Linked DNA regions of Homo sapiens: region 2 is linked to region 1. A link is an interaction called in ENCODE POLR2A ChIA-PET data of the cell type or tissue named here. Cell type or tissue: GM12878. All regions are shown on one strand. Each heading gives the region's core, and the rest is flanking DNA. Links, peaks and the distances in the headings are about the cores only. Region 1 has its middle 3.8 kb from the start of CCDC124. Region 2 overlaps HSH2D (hematopoietic SH2 domain containing).

Region 1 (5,366 bases), core at 55-5,054:
GGCTGTGGGCCTCTATAACCCATTTCAGCACCAGACACATCTTTTGGTCACAGTAAGGATTTTTTTTTTTTTTTTGAGCGAGGGTCTCACTCTGTTGCTCAAGCTGGAGTGCATGCAGGCAGTGCAATGGTGGCTCACTGCAGTCTCCAACTCCTGGGCTCAAGTAATCCTCTTGAGTAGCTGGGAAGACGAGCTTGCCACCACGCCAGCTGATTTTTTTTTTATTTTTGTAGAGACAGGGGTCTCTCTATCTTGTCCAGGCAGGTCTCAAAACTCCTGGCCTCAAGTGATCTTCCCACTTTGGTCTCCCAAAGTGCTAGGATTACAGGCGTGAGCCACTGTGGCTGGCCTGTCATCTTTCAAGTTTCCCAAGTGAGGAGAAAAGGGATGGAGAAGGCCAAAAAAAAAAATAAGTTAGAAGAACAGTTCTTCCTATAGGTCTCAATATGTTGCCATGTTCCTATTGAAAGAAAGAAAGAGAAAGAGAGAAAGAAAAGGAAGGAAGGAGAGAGAGAGAGATCAGAAAGAAAAGAAAGGGAAAGGAAGGAAAGATGGAAGACAGGAAGGAAAGAGAAAGAAAGAAAAGAAAGAAAAGAAAAGAAAAGAAAAAGGGAAAGGAAGGAAGAAAAAAGAAAGAAAAAGAACGGAGATAAAGGGGGCTCTAGACAAACATAAAAATTGGATCTTCAAAAGATAATTAATTGGCCAGGTGCGGTGGCTCACGCCTGTAATCCCAGCACTTTGGGAGGCCAAGGCGGGCGGAGCACCTGAGGTCAGAAGTTCGAGACTAGCCTGGCCAACATGGCAAAAACCCGTCTCTACTAAAAATACAAAAATTAGTCAGGCATGGTGGCTCACACCTGTAGTCCCAGCACTTTGGGAGGCCAAGGTGGGAGGATCTCTTGAGCCCAGCAGTTCGAGACCAGCCTGGGCAACAGAGGGAGACCCTATCACAATTTTTTAAAAAACATTTCAAGTAGCCAGGTATGGTGGTACACACCTGTAGTCCCAGCTACTCGGGAGGCTGAGGCAGGAGGATCGTTTGAGCCTGGGAGGTCGAGGCTGCAGTGAGCTATGACTGCACTACTGCACTCCAGCCTGAGCAACAGAGTGAGACCCTGTCTCAAATAAATAAATAAATAAATAAATAACACAACAGATGATCGCCTCATGAGAATTTTGTCTTTCCGTTGTAAGTCTCCTCTCCAGTGGAAAAGTCTCACAGTGGCCACTCAAATTCTAAATTGTCCCCAGTGTGAGGTACCATTGGAGAGAGACATGTTTGGTTTTGGTTTTGTTTTTTTGAGACAGGATCTGGCTCTGTCACCTAGGTTGGAGTGCCGTATTGTGATCATGGTTCACTGCAACCTCTGCCTCCCGGGCTCAAGCGATTCTCCTGCCTCAGCCTCCCGAGTAGCTGGGACTACAGAAGCACAACACTGCGCACAGCTTCCTTCTAAGATTTTGAAATGGTGAAAAGTTGCCCAAAGGACAGTGGTCCAAGGAGATCTTTGGAATACTTTGGCCATCAACACTGACTCAAGGGTGACTTACTGAGTCTAGGCCCGTCCTCTCTTTATCGACGTTTCCCCCGATGGACCCACAGTGCAATCCCAGCACTTTGGGAGGTCGAGGCAGGAGGATCACTTGAGCCCAGGATTCGAGATCAGCCTGGGCAACATGGCGAGACCCTGTCTCTACAAAAAGTAGAAAAATTGGCTGGGTGCGGTGGCTCACACCTGTAATCCCAGCACTTTGGGAGGCCGAGATGGGCGGATCACAAGGTTGAGAGATCAAGACCATCCTGGCCAACATGGTGAAACGCTGTCTCTACTAAAAATACAAAAATTAGCTAGGCTCTGTGGTGAGGCCTGTAGTCCCAGCTACTTGGGAGGCTGAGGCAGGAGGATCACTTGAGCCCAGGATTCGAGATCAGCCTGGGCAACATGGTGAGACCCTGTCTCTACAAAAAGTAGAAAAATTGGCTGGGTGCGGTGGCTCACACCTGTAATCCCAGCACTTTGGGAGGCCGAGATGGGCGGATCACAAGGTTGAGAGATCAAGACCATCCTGGCCAACATGGTGAAACGCTGTCTCTACTAAAAATACAAAAATTAGCTGGGCTTTGTGGTGAGGCCTGTAGTCCCAGCTACTTGGGAGGCTGAGGCAGGAGGATCACTTGAGCCCAGGAGGTCGAGGCTGCAGTGAGCCAAGATTGCACCACTCCACTTTTACCTGGGCAACAAAGTGAGACCTTGATTTTAGACTTGAAGCCTCCAGGACTATGAGAGAATTGATTTGCATTGTTTCCTTTTTTTTTTTTGAGACAGAGTCTTGCTCTGTCTCCCAGGCTGCGGTGCAGTGGCACTATCTCGGCTCACTGCAACCTCTGCCCCCCAGGTTCAAGAGATTCTTCTGCCTCAGCCTCCTGAGTAGCTGGGATTACAGGCGTACACCACCATGTCCGGCTAATTTTTGTATTTTTAGTAGAGACGGGGTTTCACCATGTTGGTCAGGCTGGTCTCGATCTCCTGATCTCAGGAGATCCACCTGCCTTGGCCTTCCAAAGTGCTGGGATTACAGGCATGAGCCACCACGCTCAGCCAATTTCTGTTGTTTTCAAAACCACTAGTTTGTGGTCATTTGCTACTGTAGCCACCAGAAACTCATACAGCCCTGTACAAGAGACAGTCCACAGGAGGAGGTGTCGAGAGAGAAAACAATTTCACCAAGGAACAGAGTGGCTGATCAGAAAACCAAAAAGCCGTGGAGAAACTCATTCCTAGAATAGTAAACGAAATTAACCCTACACAGAAGGGCCCTAATGAGATCATAACTGAAGCTCCAGTCAGCATTAACTTACCTTCCAGCCACAGGCAGAATCACCTTAAGCAGATAGAGACACAAGGGTCTCAGATGTGCACACTATTTTTTTTTTTTTTGAGACAGAGTCTTGCTCTGTCACCCAGGCTGGAGTTCAGTGGTGCAGTCTCAGCTCACTGCAATCTCTGCCTCCCGGGTTCAAGCGATCCTCCTGCCTCAGCCTCCTGAGTAGCTGGGATTACAGGCACACACCACCATGCCCAGCTACTTTTTGTATTTTTGGTAGAGACGGGGTTTCACCCTGTTGGCCAGGCTGGTCTTCAACTCCTGACCTCAGATGATCTGCCTTCCTTGGCCTCCCCAAGTGCTGGGATTACAGGCGTGAGCCACCGTGCCTGACCTCAGATGGGTGCACTTTTGCTGAGTCCAGGGTACTGATTGGTGGCAGGGAAGGTCTCAGCCCAGTCTCAGTAGGACATCCAGTCCTGTTGATGTCAAATACCACCAGAAAAACAGCTGCAGTGAAACCCAGCTGGGTTTATGGATTAATGCATTGAAGGAAGACACACCAGAAGGGGTTCTGTTTATCTCAGAAAGAGAAAGTGAGAAGGAGCGTGTTACAGAACTAGGGCAACTGTGGGGTGATTCGAGGAGAGTTCAAGGGAGTGGGATTCTGCCCTGGATTGTATGCAAACAGCTAGTGGGACAATTCTCTAAGTATTTTAATAATCTCTTTTTTTTTTTTTGAGATGGAGTCTTGCTCTGTCCCCCAGGCTGGAGTACAGTGGTGTGTTCTCCGCTCACTGCAAGCTCTGCCTCCCGGGTTCACGCCATTCTCCTGCCTCAGCCTCCTGAGCAGCTGGGACTACAGGCGCCCACCACCACACCCGGCTAATTTTTTGTATTTTTAGTAGAGATGGGGTTTCACCGTGTTAGCCAGGATGGTCTCGATCTCCTGACCTCGTGATCTGCCTGCCTTGGCCTCCCAAAGTGCTGGGATTACAGGCGTGAGCCACCGCGCCCGGCCTTTAATAATCTTTTTACCTAGAAGGCGGGGGAACCTGCTGGGAATTGGCGAAAACTAGCAGTCACGCCCTTTGGCCAGGAGATGGGGAGGTTTGGCCATTTTTGTGGTTTGGACAATGCTCTTGTATTCACCTGTGCTAAGACTCGATTACGGAAGGGTTTTGTTTTTCTGCGGCCAAGTGTGACTGGTCTGAGTGTCCCTGTCTGATGTGGACATTCCGTGAAATTGGTTTGGTCAATCAAAAAACTCTACAGTTTAGCTGTGACTGCCAGGCCAACTGCTAGCTGACTGTGTGTGGTCCAGGGCTACTTTTATCTTCCTCACTTTATATTCACCTCCTCACCTTTGCATATACTGTTCCCTCTGCCCAGAACACCTTTCCCTCTCTTTTTCACTCAGCTCTTTCCTTCTCAAGCTTCAGAGCTCTCCTTAAATGCCACCACCTCTGAGAAGCCCTCTTTGATCACCCAGGCTGTGGGCCTCCACAACCCTATTTCAACCCCAGGCACATCTTTTAGTCACAATTACGATTATTATTTTATTGTTATTATTATTATTATTACTTTTGAGACAGAGTCTTACTCTGTCACCCAGGCTGCAGTGCAGTGGCGTGATCTCAGCTCACTGCAACCTCTGCCTCCCAGGTTCAAGCGATTCTCCTGCCTCAGCCTCCCAAGTAGCTGGGATTACAGGCGCATGCCACCACGCCTGGGTAATTTTTAGATGGGGTTTCACCATGTTAGCCAGGCTGGTCTTGAACTACTCACCAAGTGATCTGCCCGCCTCAGTCTCCTGAAGTGCTGGGATTACAGCTATAAGCCACCACGCCTGGCCTTTATTATTATTATTTATTTATTTATTTTGAGATGGAGTTGCACTCTGTAGCCCAGGCTGGAGTGCAATGGCACGATCTCGGCTCATTGCAATCTCTGCCTCCTGGGGTCAAGTGATTCTCCTGCCTCAGCCTCCCAAGTAGCTGGGATTACAGGCATGTGCCACCACGCCCAGCTAATTTTTGTGTTTTTAGTAGAAACAGGGTTTCACCATGTTGGTCAGACTGGTCTCAAACTCCTGACCTCAGGTGATCTGCCTGGCTCGGCCTCCCAAAGTGCTAGGATTACAGGCGTGAGCCACCATGCCTGGCCTTTATTAGTATTTTTTAAGAGAGGTTCCTTCACCCAGGCTGGCTGGAGTGCAGTGGCGCTATCATACCTCACTGCACCCTCCAACTTCTGGGCTCAAGTGATTCTCTTGAATGGGAGGATGAGCATGCCACCACGCCCAGCTAATGTTTTTATCTTCTGTCGAGATGGGGTCTCATAATGTTGCCCAGGCTGCTTTCAAACACCTGGCCTCAAGCGATCCTCCCACCTTAGCCTTCCAAAGGGTTGGGATCACAGGCATGTGCCACTGCGACCAGCCAGGATAATAATCTTTCATGTGATTTTCCGACTTTAAGCCCCCTGCACCCAGAGACCTTTCTGTCTCATGCCTGAAGGGAAGGAACTGGCCACGG
Region 2 (5,366 bases), core at 248-5,247, 1.8 Mb before region 1:
TTTTATCTGAGGCCAGCCTTTGTACTCCTGTGTTATAAATGGGGGAAACTGAGGCACAGCGAGGTTAGTAACCTGCTGGGTGTTGCATGGCCAGTGAGTGAAGAAGCCTGCATGGGAACCTGGGGTAGTCTGGCTGTAGCAGTGACGCTGCCGGCCCAAGGGCTGGGGACTTGGGGCAGGGATGAGGGGGAGTAGGATGTCCCAGCCCCCGCAGTGTCTCCGCAGAGCCCAAAGCAGCTGCTGCCATTTCATGGTGAAGCTCTTGGATGATGGGACTTTCATGATCCCCGGGGAGAAGGTGGCCCACACCTCGCTGGACGCCCTGGTCACCTTCCACCAGCAGAAGCCAATTGAGCCGCGCAGGGAGCTGCTGACACAGCCCTGCAGGCAGGTGAGGGCGGGGACCCACAAGGTTCACAGCCATTTCCTTGGGGCCAAGCCCCCCAGACCCCTTTGTTTCCCACGCCCCCATCAGCTCCTCTTGATTCTGTCACTCTCATGGTCCTTGGCCCCTCCGGCCCCACCCCAGTAGTCCCTCTGCCCCCCACAGCGGTCTCCGTTGTGGTTCCTGCTTCCCCATGGCTCCGCCCTCCAGGCCCATGTCAACAGGCTGATTTTTTATAAGGGTTCATGTGCCAGGTATAATCTTGGCTCATCTGAAGGAATGACATCTTTCCTTAGAAGGCTCGGTGGGCGTGGCCTGGCTCCCAATACGCTTTCCTTAGAAGGCTCAGTGGGTGTGGCCTGGCTCCCAATAAACTGCTGTGGGTGGAGCATCTTTCCTTAGAAGGCTCAGTGGGTGTGGCCTGGCTCCCAATAAACTGCTGTGGGTGGAGCATCTTTCCTTAGAAGCTCGGTGGGCGTGGCCTGGCTCCCAATACGCTTTCCTTAGAAGGCTCAGTGGGTGGCCTGGCTCCCAATAAACTGCTGTGGGCAGGGCATGTTTCCTTAGAAGGCCCAGTGGGCGTGGCCTAGCCCCTAAGAAACTGCTGAGGGGGGTTATCTCTCCTTAGAAGGCTCAGTGGGTGTGGCCTAGCTCCCAATAAACTGCTGTGGGCGGGGCATCTTTCCTTAGAAGGCTCAGTGGGTGTTGCCTAGTCCCCAAGAAACTGCTGTGGGCAGGGCATCTTTCCTTATAGGGCTTGGTGTGCCTGGCCTAGCTCCCAAGAAATTGTGGTAGGTGGGGCATCTTTCCTTAGAAGGCTCAGTGGGTGTGGCCTAGCTCCCAAGAAACTGCTGTGGGTGGGGCATCTTTCCTTATAGGACTCAGTGGGCCTGACCTAGCGCCCAAGAAACTGTTGTGGGCGGGGCATCTTTCCTTAGAAGGCTCAGTGGGTGTGGCCTAGCTCCCAAGAACGTGCTATGGGCGGGGCATCTTTCTTTAGAAGGCTCAGTGGGTGTGTCCCAATCCCTAAGAAATGGCTGTGGGTGGGGCATATTTTCTTATAACGCTTAGTGGGCGTGGCCTAGGTACTAAGAAACTGCTATTCAAGGGATGGTCCCTGAGACCTGCCTTCCAGGGTCCGTGCAGGACCTTTCCCCCTCCCTAGTGCTGAGCTACAGGCCCCTTCCGCCCTGCAGAAGGATCCCGCAAACGTGGATTACGAGGATCTCTTCCTCTACTCCAACGCAGTGGCCGAGGAAGCTGCCTGCCCGGTGTCTGCCCCTGAGGAGGTATGTATATGACAGGAGGCTGGCACCTCCCACCTGGCTGAGGGGCAGGAGTGGAGGTGGTCAACAGCTTCCAGAGGAGGCTCCTTCTAGAATGAGAATGCGATCCTACAGCTTGGTGCTTTAAACCTTTCCAGTGCTTTTGCAACACCGAGATTAAAATTCAAACTACAATCTGAGGTCCTCTTTCTGCCTGTCACCTACCCAGCGCCAGCCCTGCTGCCATACCGTCTGTTGTTCAGACACACCAAGCTAGCCTCGGGGTCTCTGCGTGTGCCGGCCCCACCTCAGGTCCTTTGCACAAACTGTGTGCCCTGCCCCTAGATTTCCCATGTCTTCATTCATTTCTCCTTCAAGTGCCTCCTTCCCCAGGCCCCAGACCTAAAGCAACACCTTCTGGATTCTCCTTCACATTACCCTGTTTATTCACTGCAGCGGACTTCCCAAAAGTGTTCCTCAAAATCCTATTTACTTATGGGTTTACATGCTCCCTGGCTGCCTTTCCAGTCAGACTGTGAGCTCTGAGAGACTGGAGACTCCATCTGGCTTGTTTGCCTTTGCTTCTCCCACCCCTCTGAAAGGACCTGCCATATTGAAGGTGCTTAACTAATGAATCTGTGGAGTAGATGAATGAATGTATCACAGCATCTTGGGGTTTGGGAGACCTTTAGGCACCCCTAGGTTGAAGTCTAAGTGCTCTCCAAGCCCCCTGCCCAGCAGGGGAAGTTATGACAGTGGTACAAATGAAACAGGCTGGTGTGATGGACATCAGTGGAGGTGGGGGGTGCAAGTGGGGGAAGGCAGTCAGGGAAGGCTTCCTAGAGGAGGTGGCTTATAGCTGAGATCTGCAAGGTGAGGAGGAGCCAGTCATACACACAGACACAGGGAGGACATTCCAGGCAGCGGGAATGGCACTTGCAAAAGTCCTGGGGCTTGGTGTGTTTGGAAAACAGAACAAAAAAAGCCAGCATATAGATGGATTGGGGTTAGTGAGAGAGAGATTGTCAGAAGTTGAAGCCCCAGGGTCAGGAAGGGCCAATAGTGCAGGGCCTTGGAGCCAAGGTGAGGAGCTGGGATTCTAGTCCAGTTGCACCAGGGAGGAGCCAAAGGAGAGTGTATGCATGGGAGGACTTTTTTTTTTTTTTTTTTTGAGACGGAGTCTTGCTTTGTCGACCAAGCTGGAGTGGAATGGCACAGTCTAGGCTCGCTGCAACCTCCGCCTCCCAGGTTCAAGCGATTCTCCTGCCTCAGCCTCCTGAGTAGCTGGGACTACAGGTGCGTGCTAATTTTTGTATTTTTAGTAGAGACGGGGTTTCACCATGTTGGCCAGACTGGTCTCAAACCCCTGACCTCATGATCCGCTCACCTCGGCCTCCCAAAGTGCTGGGATTATAGGCGTGAGCTACCACACCTGGCCGGAACTGGTGGTTTTAAATGTTTCCTGTGGCTACTGGCTGCAGAAGGGGCTTTCCTGGGCACTGGTGGAGATGGAAAGAAGGAGGAAGTGAGGTGGGGGTGGAGGACAGTGTCAAGGTGGGAGGGACAAAAATGAGAGCCCAGGTGTGGAAAGAAACATGGATATTTGGTCTGCGTAGTGGCTCACACCTGTATTCCCAGTGCTTTGGGAGGCTGAGAGGAGAGGATTGCTTGAGGCCAGGACTTTGAGACCAGCCTGGGCAACACAGCAAGCCCGTCTCCACAAAAAATAAAAAAATTAGCCAGGCATGGTGGCGCACGCCTGTAGTCAGCTACTCTGGGGGCTGAGGTGGGAGGATTGCTTGAGCCTGGGAGGTCGAGGCTGCAGTGAGCCATGATTGCACCACTGCACTCCAGCCTGGGTGACAAAGCAAGACCCTCTCAAAAAAAAAAAAGATTTGTAGAGATGGGGTCTCACTACATTGCCCAGGCAGGTCTCAAACTCCTGGCCTCAAAAAATCCTCCTGCCTCAGCCTTCCAAAGCACTGGGATTACAGGCATGAGCTATCACACCTGGCCCCACATTTTTGTAAAGATAGTATTTTGTAACCTGTGAAAATCAGATAAAATTCATATTTCCATGTTTATCAATAAAGCTATATTAGAACCCAGGCACGCTCATTGGTTCACGTGTGACCTCTGGCATCCGCTACAACAGCAGAGCTACATAATTGAGACGGATGGTACAGCCTGCAAAGTTGAAATATTTACTCTCTGACTCTTTGTAAAAGAAGTTTGCCAGGCCAGGTGCGGTGGCTCTCATCTGTAATCCCAGCACTCTGGGAGGCCGAGGTGGGTGGATCACCTGAGGTAAGGAGTTCAAGACCACCAGGGCCAACATGGTGAAACCATGTCTCTACTGAAAATACAAAAATTAGCCAGGCGTGGTGGTGTGCTTTTGGTTCTAGCTACTTGGGAGGCTGAGGCAGGAGAATCGCTTGAACCCAGGAGGTGGAGGTTGCAGTGAGCCGAGATTGTGCCACTGCACTCCAGACTGGGCGACAGAGTGAAACTCCATCTCAAAAAAAAAAAAAGGAAGAAGAACAAGTTTGCCAACCCCTGGGGGAGACAGTGAAGCCATTTACTGAGACGAGAAAGATGGGGCATGGGATCAGGTTTGGGGGTTCACACGGGGACGTTTCTCAGCCACAGGGTGTCTGGGTGGAACCCAGGCTCCAATTTCTGGGACAGACATGGTGCTCTGGTGGGCAAGCTGCCCCAGGCCTCCCCTACTCTCATTTTCAGGCCTCCCCAAAGCCAGTCCTGTGTCACCAATCAAAGGAAAGGAAGCCGTCAGCAGAGATGAACAGAATAACCACCAAGGAAGCCACTTCCTCCTGCCCCCCAAAATCCCCTCTTGGAGAGACCCGCCAGAAACTCTGGAGGAGCCTCAAAATGCTCCCCGAGAGAGGCCAGAGGGTCCGGCAGCAGCTAAAAAGCCACCTCGCCACTGTGAACTTGTCGTCACTCTTGGATGTCCGGAGATCCACGGTGATCTCAGGCCCTGGGACCGGAAAAGGCAGCCAAGATCACTCAGGGGATCCCACCTCGGGGGACAGAGGCTACACGGATCCCTGTGTGGCCACATCTCTCAAAAGCCCCTCACAGCCCCAGGCACCAAAAGACAGAAAGGTCCCCACCAGGAAGGCCGAGAGGTCGGTCAGCTGCATTGAGGTGACCCCAGGGGACAGGAGTTGGCACCAAATGGTAGTGAGAGCCCTATCCTCCCAGGAGTCCAAGCCAGAGCACCAGGGCTTGGCAGAGCCTGAGAACGACCAGCTCCCGGAGGAGTACCAACAACCGCCACCCTTTGCCCCTGGGTACTGCTAGAGAACAGGTCCACCCTGGCTCTGGGACTCGCTGCCAGGGGCTGCCACACTCCTGAATGCCTTAACATTTCTTCCATGGCCCCACACCATGGCATCCGGGGGTCTTCGGGAACCCGGGAAATGGAATAAAGATGTTTTTGGGGTCTGTTCCTGCACTCACCCATGGGGTGAGCTGGTTATTTTAGCAACAATCATCAGAGTGACGCTGATGGTTTGGGGCACCAGCTATACATCAGCCCCAGTGCCAGACCTTCTATTCATTATTTTACGCCTCAGAGCAAGGCCCTCAGGGAGGGTCATCCTCCATGTTTTGAAGAAGAGACTGAGGTTCAGAGAGGATAAGAGGCGTGACCAAGGCCACAGAGCTATGGGTGTCAGCACCAGGATTTG

Evidence for each region. ChIA-PET counts read pairs that join two places held together with the same protein. Peaks named below come from ENCODE experiments on the same cell type or tissue, not always from the same donor. Only the 100,000 strongest peaks of a DNase experiment are listed, where the experiment ranks them.
Region 2: POLR2A ChIA-PET joins it to region 1 with 5 read pairs; 1 of 35 experiments calls an interaction of 5 or more read pairs at or near these places.

Annotation. Positions count from the first base shown.
Region 1 is chr19:17,926,505-17,931,870 of GRCh38, forward strand. No RefSeq gene overlaps it. Among named protein-coding and RNA genes, the nearest start is that of CCDC124, 3.8 kb to the right of the region's middle. RefSeq lists enhancers at 2,631-2,730, 3,361-3,430. In GM12878, for the core only: no CTCF peak of the experiment used is centred there; a DNase peak (open chromatin) is centred at 2,745; H3K27ac peaks cover 935 bases.
Region 2 is chr19:16,152,818-16,158,183 of GRCh38, forward strand. It overlaps HSH2D (hematopoietic SH2 domain containing), which reads left to right. Exons shown (of 6, transcript NM_001382417.1): 4 at 226-391; 5 at 1,582-1,674; 6 at 4,393-5,366. The coding sequence ends at 4,977. Among named protein-coding and RNA genes, the nearest start is that of HSH2D, 12 kb to the left of the region's middle. RefSeq lists an enhancer at 5,160-5,366. In GM12878, for the core only: no CTCF peak of the experiment used is centred there; a DNase peak (open chromatin) is centred at 3,134; H3K27ac peaks cover 1,656 bases.